Regions from separate parts of the Homo sapiens genome. Here region 1 is linked to region 2. A link is a loop called in an ENCODE intact Hi-C map of the cell type or tissue named here. Cell type or tissue: MCF 10A. All regions are shown on one strand. Region 1 overlaps GALNT2 (polypeptide N-acetylgalactosaminyltransferase 2). Region 2 holds the start of LINC01682 (long intergenic non-protein coding RNA 1682).

Evidence for each region. A loop is a pair of places that touch in the nucleus more often than their neighbours do. Peaks named below come from ENCODE experiments on the same cell type or tissue, not always from the same donor. Only the 100,000 strongest peaks of a DNase experiment are listed, where the experiment ranks them.
Region 1: a loop joins it to region 2, with 8 times the contacts of the local background. A loop is called at or near these places in 2 of 110 quality-filtered maps.

What each region holds. Positions count from the first base shown.
Region 1 is chr1:230,083,271-230,087,270 of GRCh38, reverse strand. The region is part of intron 1 of GALNT2 (polypeptide N-acetylgalactosaminyltransferase 2); the gene reads right to left. Among named protein-coding and RNA genes, the nearest start is that of GALNT2, 18 kb to the right of the region's middle. RefSeq lists an enhancer at 2,467-3,008. In MCF 10A, no CTCF peak of the experiment used is centred here; DNase peaks (open chromatin) are centred at 60, 2,490 and 2,830.
Region 2 is chr1:229,885,406-229,889,405 of GRCh38, reverse strand. LINC01682 (long intergenic non-protein coding RNA 1682) reads left to right here and starts at 3,588. Exons shown (of 2, transcript NR_146476.1): 1 at 3,588-3,866. In MCF 10A, no CTCF peak of the experiment used is centred here; a DNase peak (open chromatin) is centred at 1,815.

The DNA of each region.
Region 1 (4,000 bases), 200 kb before region 2:
ATGAGGGAGCTCTTAAAATACAGAAACTAAGCATGCCCCAGCAGGCCAGGCCCCTTCCCTATGGGGAGAGTGTGCACTGGTTTGGAAAGGGCGGTGCCAGATGCTGGCTTAGAGCCCGCTGCATAAAGAAGGGGTAGAAGACAGCTCCCAGCCAGGACCTTCCCAGGTGAAATACCTCCCTCCCTGGGATGGAAGAAGACCCCTCCCACACACACTCTACTGAGCTCTTTCTCCCTACGTGCCTGGTGTGGGTTAAGTGCTCACCAGGCAACATCTTGTTGAACCCTTGTGACAGCTTCATGCAGTAAACCCTGTGATAAACTCCATCTCGTAGAGGAGTAACAGAGACATAGAAAGGTACTTGTCTAAGGGCACACAGGTAAGTGGCAGGGCTGACACCTGAGCCACTCCATGACTCCAAAGCTCAGCACTGCCCACACCAACTTTCTAGAGCACTCTTAGTGGTCCCCAATAGCACAAACAGCATGACGGACGCACCACTGAGTACAAAGGGCTGTGCCCCGAACACATGAATAACAAGTTATTAATTGCTCTAAGAGATCCAACCCAGGAGATTCAGGCTGCAGCAAAATCCTCATTTCTGCAAAAGTTATGTCCTGAGCAGGGGTGAGCCAAGGAGGAACAAAGAATGAAAAGGAAAATAAATTCCCTTAACACACGGGGGAAAAAAAAACTGCTCACTTTACAGCTGTTTTCCTCCTTTGCCAGTAAGAACATCCCCCTAAAAACTGTAAAATGGAGAAAGCATCAATCTCCAAAGAGTGAGCAATGCAGACAGTTCTCGCACAAGGGCCATCTCTTATCTTGCCCTCCCTCTATTCCCTTGACTTAGGCATTTTTCCTCACTCCAACTCCCTCCTTGCCCTACCTCACCAGATAAAGGGCCGGCAGAATGACCAGGAGGTGCTCTGCTGGGTCGTCAGGCTGAACTAACCACCTCTCAGCCCAGAGCTGAGCAACGTGCTGTATCCCTAGTCACCATCACCCACCCTTTCTAAACCCTTGCTGAAATGCCTCCAGATTCCAGCCCTCCAGGAGCTCGTATTATTCTCTACCTACAAACTCGCCAAATAATTGAGAGCAAAATTTTCTCAGTTTCACCTCTGGCACCCTAGGAATACCAAGACCTGGATTAAAATCTTGTCATTTGTTCTGTGAATTCCATGAAGGTGGACGGAAATCTCTCAGCACGTTTCTGGTGGAACCCGAGTTCGTTCCTTAACCAGGCAGGTCAGCAAGCAGTTTCCAATCACCTTAGGGGCACTGATAGAGCTGTGGACATACGGTGAGCCCACTCTTCTGGGCTCCAGGTATTGCCTCGGGTTTCCCCAACATTTCACAAACATAAATCCATCTCCGTCCCATCTGTCAAACATCCTTCACCCCCAACGTCTACACCAGAAGTCAGTGGCCTATCAAAACAGTTCTGTAAGTGGTTGGCTAAGGTATAGAGCATTAAAATAACCAGCCAGGAGGAGCTCCAGAAGATCCAAAATGCAATGAATAAGAGAACCTCAGATGCCTAATCCTGCATCTTGCCTAAACAGGTAGACTGCCCCGGACTTCAACCTAGACAATCACAAACATTACCGCCTACATTCAGAACCATTTTCCAGTGATGAACTGGATCATGCCAGACCCCTAATGAACTCCTACAGGGACGGCACCAGGTCCAAGAAGCTGAAGGAGACCCAGAGCCAGCAAATGAGACACAGGGGCTTACGAGTGGGAAACCTGTACACAGGGATGGCCCAGTGGCAGTGGACTGGGCAGGAAAACTGCAACTGCTTGAAGCCTGTGGTTTATAAATAGAGTTTCCACCTAGCATCCTCTAACAGCCTCCACGGGGCAACCTTCATTTAACCCAAAACAAAGGGCCTCGCTCATCTGTATGCCCAGTGTTCCACGGGACAGGATAGGGGCTCAGATGTTCCTCATAAACAAGGAATGAATCTCCAGGTTGGCCACTCCCGGATTCCTTAGCTCAAAACTCCAAACACACATTCAGGTGTGTCTGCCCCACAGGGTCACTGTCAGGGTATGCTTCAGTTTTGCCGTCAGGTATGTCTGCCATCCGCAGTGGTGAAAGGAGAGTTAATAATAAAAACTTTTGCTAAAGAGAGCCAGAAGAGAGGAGATTGCTTACAAACAACTGATCATTCTATTCCTCATCAGCTCTCTCCTGTACCTCAGCATCACTGCACAATCTTTCTCCACTTCTCGGAGATGAAATGGCACCTCCACCTTTAGGGCACAGGATTTAAGGGCTTAACTTACAAATACAGCTGGGGTCTGTTCAGCTGCAAGAGCAAGGCAGCATGTCTGGACGAAAAAGCAGACATTCTTGTCTCCCCTAATCCCATGTTCACCCTGCACCAGGGAGAAAAAGCCAGACTTGCACCCAGAAATGATGTCAACTCCCAAGCATGCTGCCAAACCACAGCATGTTACCAGTCAGAGACTCAGCACGCAGATCCCAGCAGAAAAGGGCAAAATGACTTGGTAGCCCATAGCTGAGTCACCCAGCAGGCAAACAGCTGAAGGAGAGTAGGAGGGAGCCAGGGGCCAGGGATGCCTTGAACCTGTGAGGCATGGTCCCCCATGTGGCAGACCCTCCACAACCCTGGCTCTCAGCCATTCTCCCCCGAGCCCACCAGTCTCAGCCTCATCTCCCTCACCTAGCAACGTCTCGGTGCTGAGCCAGACACAGGAAGTGCCAGGGCAGACAAAATCAGATCCTAAATGCTCACCATCCCCCGGCTGTCTCTCTGACCTCACGTCCCATTCACCAGCTTGCCCTCCTCCTTTGGTTGCCCAGACATGCCAAGTTCATTCTGGCCCCAGGATCTCTGCACAGGATCTTCTCCAAGCCCAGACAGCCTTCTGCCACACTGGATCATTCTGGTCAACAGGCCTCGCCCACAGGTCCCCTCCTCGGCCCTTCCTGATGAGGACTCACCTCTCATGGAGCCCCACTTCACACTCTGATATTGGCGTGACCGTCCCCCAGCCTGCCCTCCTTCCAGAATATACATCCCTGGGCCCATGTTAGCCTGGCTCCCCACTGTCTCCCTGCTGTGGGAGGGGCCAAGCCTGTGCTGGCCTCAAGACACTCACAGTCCACTGGGACGCAGGGGATCAAATTAAAAATTACACAGAGGCTCCAGGCAAATCAGGGAAATCTCGGGTGTCCAAAGTGACATACAAAGGGGGAGGGCTGCTGGAAGTGCAGACCCTCACCTTCACAGGCATGTACGCCAACATCCGGGTGCTGATGGAGATGAGCTCAGGCCTGTCCACGGCTCCAGCTCCTCCATGTGCAGCAGGCACCATTTCCTTCAGCTTGCATGCAGGTCCAAGGACACAGACAGTGGGCCCCCTCCGGCCCCCTTCTATTGGAAGGGCTAACAGAGGCCCACCAGGATTTCCAACCCTTTCTTACAGAGTTTTACTTGGTCCTGAACAATCCAGATACTCCAAGTAAAAACAGAGTAACCCCCACTGTCATTCCTCTGAAGAAACTAAATGCTCAGTGCTGACCATCTCCTTACTCTCCGGACACCGTTTAACAGCAAGGACAGCTTTCTGAAGGAAAGATCAATGCCTTAAAATGAGGATTCTAAATTTTCAAACATTTTAACATAATGCAAGCATCAGGGGGCTGCAGGTGACCTTTCAAAGTTGTTTCTCAGATCATTTCCTCTGTTCTATCAGTCTGGCTTCTTGTTCCATCATTGGGCCCCCCAGCTCCATCATCCCAGCCCCCTGCTCCATCATCCCAACTGTCTGCTCCAACATCCCAGCTCCCTGCTCCATCATCTTGGCTCCCCGCTCCATCATCCCGCTCCCTGCTCCATCATCCCACTCCCTGCTCCGTCATCCCAGCTGCCTGCTCCCTCATCCCGGCTCCCCTGCTCCATCATCCTCGCTCCCCACTCCATCATCCTGGCTGCCTGCTCCAACATCTGGGCTCCCCACT
Region 2 (4,000 bases):
CAGCTTTAGCTCAGATCTTGTGTCCACAGCTCTTCAAAGATCTGAGTCCTCAGAAGAAATGTCCATAGATCTTTTTGGTAATAGATAGGGGGTATCACTACTGTGTATGCTTAATGTGGCAATACAAGGTCATTTCTCAGGGGTACCCAGCCTCTCTTTCAATACAGGCTCTGGGTCTGATAAGTGGCTCAGGTCTGGAAACTGGGCAAGGGATCAAGATTTTTCATTGCAGCAGCTGACATCAGCCTTCTGCTCATCAGCTTTTGATCTTTAGTTACATAGTTCAAACAATATGTTCCAGTCTCACTGCTAGGAACACCACAGTCTATTAGTTACTACTCCCTGATTCCTGCAGATAAGAACCCAGATTGTCCTTCTAACTTTGCTGCTGTTACAATCATTTGTCTACTTTGCCTTTGATGGGTAAGTGCTGCCAACTGTGCTGTGCCCTTCTTGAATCCCATCATACCCAATGACACTAAGAGGGAGCCCAGACCCATAGCAGCCTAGAAAGGTCAATCACCGGAAGTTTCTCAACAATGTTGATGGCCACCTCACTGACGTATTCCTTATATTGCTAATGGAGAGCAAACCCTCTGGGCTCTCCCAGAGCTGGCTAATTGGCAGATTCTCTGGTCTTACATAGTAAATCTATTTTTGTATGCCTACCTCGCTAGACACTCTACCCTTTCTGCTGCAAAGTTCTGGCATTAACAAGAGGTCATTATTGTTTCCAAGCTGTAAGGCACTATCTTGGCAGTGCATCAGGACTGGCTTAGGTGTTCTTGCCAGGACACTACATCCTGAGCCACAGGAGACAGCCCACATATCCATAAACTCTCCTTCAGTCCAGCATTCTCAAAATTCAGCCCCAAACATGTCTTCCTGGGTCATGTTGGTACACATTAGCTAGATGTTACATCCCTTTCTGAAACGATGACAGTAATTCTCTCATCGGGCATTCCAAGGCATGTACCAATTATTGGCCTAAACAGGGATTGGCAAACTATGGCCCATGTGTCAAATATTGTGTGTTTTTTGTAAATAAAGTTTTATTGAAATACCCATTCATTTACATATTGTCTATGCTGCCTTTGTGATACAATGGAAGAGTTGAATCATTATGGCAAACACTGTACAGACCACAAAGCCTAAATTTTTTGCTGTCTCTTTACAAAATAAGTCTGCTGACCCCTGGTCTAGAAGCTGTGAGGGCTGGTGGAGGAAATCTTGAGAAGGGTACTCATCATCTCAGAAAGCCTCTGCCTCAAGTGAGGGCTTTGTATGGTCTTGGGGTAAGGGAAGGCTTTTTCTCTCTACAAGGGAAGTGGGCCACTTCTGCAAGCCGAGAGAGTTCCAGGGAATCTGAGGATTGAAGGTTCTCAAGCACATCTACCTGAAAGTCCTCATTTCAGGTCCTCAGGTCTCTTCCTCCTTATCAGCCCCTTGACTTTGACACAGAACATTTGCTGGAGCCACAAATTCAGACTTTGCTATTCTTTTATCAGATCATAAGCTTAATTTTCAGCAGGATGTGCCATCCAGTTACAGAGCCTTGTTAATTGGTAGATTCTCTGGTCTTACATAATAAATCTATTTTTGTATGCCTACCTTGCTAGACATTCTACCCTTTTTGCTGCCAAGGCAGTTTTGGCATTAACAGGAGGTCATTATTGTTTGCAAGCTGTAAGGCACTATCTTGGCAGTGCATTAGGACTGGCTCTAGCTGTTACATGCTGTCATAGAGATTTTCTGGCTTCTAATTCTGTGCTTACTTTGGTTGTTAGCTGACTCAGCCTGGCCTATTTTCTCCCTTCAGGGCATTGATGCACCTAACAATCATCTCCACCGCACTTGTATGTGCTGTCACCACCATAGCTCTCAAATGCTAGTGATATTATTGCACAAGCTGGTGCGTCCTCTAGCACCTGCACTTCTTCCTGTATCAACCAGGCTCCAGCCCAGCCAGGAGTTTTAAACCACATTAGTTATTTTTACAGAGAGAATTTAATACCAAGAATTGAGGAACCAGACAGGTCTAAATGGGCACATTGAGATAGGGTGAACAACCATCCCAGTTTGCCCAGGACTGTTCTAGTTTTAGCACTTAAAGCACTGTGCTCTGGGAAAAACTTTAGTCTCAGGCAGAGCAGGACTGCTGGCCACCCTCACTGAGGTATCACAGAGATGGTAACGGCAGGATGCAGCTCTCATCCCAGTACTGGGGGGCACACAGGAAAGAGTTTTGTCTAAGTAGAGGGCACCAGCTAACTGGTGCTTGTATCCCTGAGGGGTGCCATGAAGCTGGTTTGGGCAAAGCCATTAACTGGAACCAATTGTTGCTATTGGAACCAAGTGTTGTGAGTGCAAAGGTGATGCATCATTGCTGGGATGAGCCTGACACCAGAGGAAGGGAGGAGATGAGAAGGAGCATGTCCCTTCTTTCTTCTCTAGCCTCCAGTTTTCCTCCAGCTTCCCGTTGCCCCCCGCCCCAGAGCCTAACTGGGAGCCACTGGCAGGGCAGAAATGTGGTAGGTGGGAATTCCTAGCCGCAGCATCAGAGAGCAGTGTACCAAAGACCCGCATCCACCCTGGCATTCCGGCTGCTTACTGGGTGGAGCTGCAGTAGCTTATTCACCAAGTGAAGACATTCTTAACAGTCACGATGCATGCCAAGGGGTCATCACCACCCACTTACCACCGAAAACCGGGGCCTTGTTGCCCTCTGAGCAGCAAAGGATCCAAGAGCAGAATCCCACAAAACTCTGCTACCAAGACCCCTTCAAACTCTAGCTGTCTTAGTTTGGGGGGCCCCCAAAGCAGATCCCAAGGCAAAGATTTGAGCACAGTGATTTATTTGGGAGGTGGATGGGGCAAATAAAGATACATTATTGAGCCAGCTAGCACCACAGGAGACTGTAGGGTTGGTCTGGGCTGGGTCCAAGTGGGCTGCTTTAGAATCCAGATGACGGAGCTGGGGGAAAGAAGCACATTCCCCATTTCTTCAAGAAACTCAGCCTACCTGCAGGAATGCAGGGAGCACCTCAGAGGCTTTAGACCGTGGTGGGGAACCCCACGCAGGCTGCACCTAAGGCAGGGACACGCAGTTCACATCTGCCACAGCTGTGATGAGGGGCCTCCACTGGATATCTGGCCATGGCACACAGCGGCCACCACCAAAAGGGCAGGAGGAGGGAGACATGAGATCTGAAGTCAGCTTGAGTGAGGAGCCTGAGATGCTGAAGAAATCGGGAGAACGTGGCGGGTAGTGGGCAATGCCTTAGTTTGAGTTACCCCCAGAAGCAATCCCTGGGAAAGGACACAAGCACATGTTGCTTCCTTGGGAGGTAAAGGAAAACATCATTAGGGGAGTAGTGAAATGAGACAGGAAAGGGGATGTGGCCGGTACAGGGTGTGTTATCACAGCAGCCATGGCTGTGGGTAACAGGAGCCTAATGCCACAGGGAGCTGGAAGCCAGCAGAACACACATACCTTGTGGGTGGGAGAAGCTTCAGTGTTTCCGTGCAGGATTCAAAGATTGCTTCTCTCATTAATTCTCCTCCTGGACTGCCTTGCCTGAGGGCAGAATGACCTTCTGTGGCTACAGAGAAAGGCTTCAGGCAAAGAGATGCAGCTCTGGGCCCCAGAGTCCGCTGGAGCACACTGAAGCTGGAGCACACTGAAGTGGAAGATGGGGCTGCAGACAGAGACTGGGCAGCCTCTGCTCCAGGGAGGCCCGAGAGCCAGAGAGCAGATTCCATAAGAAGAATAACTCCCATTCCTCATGCATGAGACCCTCTGCTAAATGCTTCCTGTGCACCACCTCCAGAAATCCTCCCAAGCCAGGACACCAGCAGTATTACAGGTGGAATATCCCTTATCCGACATGCTTGGGTCCACAAGTGTTTTGGATTTTTTCAGATTTTGGAATATTTGCGTATATATAATGAGATATCTTGGGGATGGGACTGAAGTCCAAACATGAAATTCATTTATGTT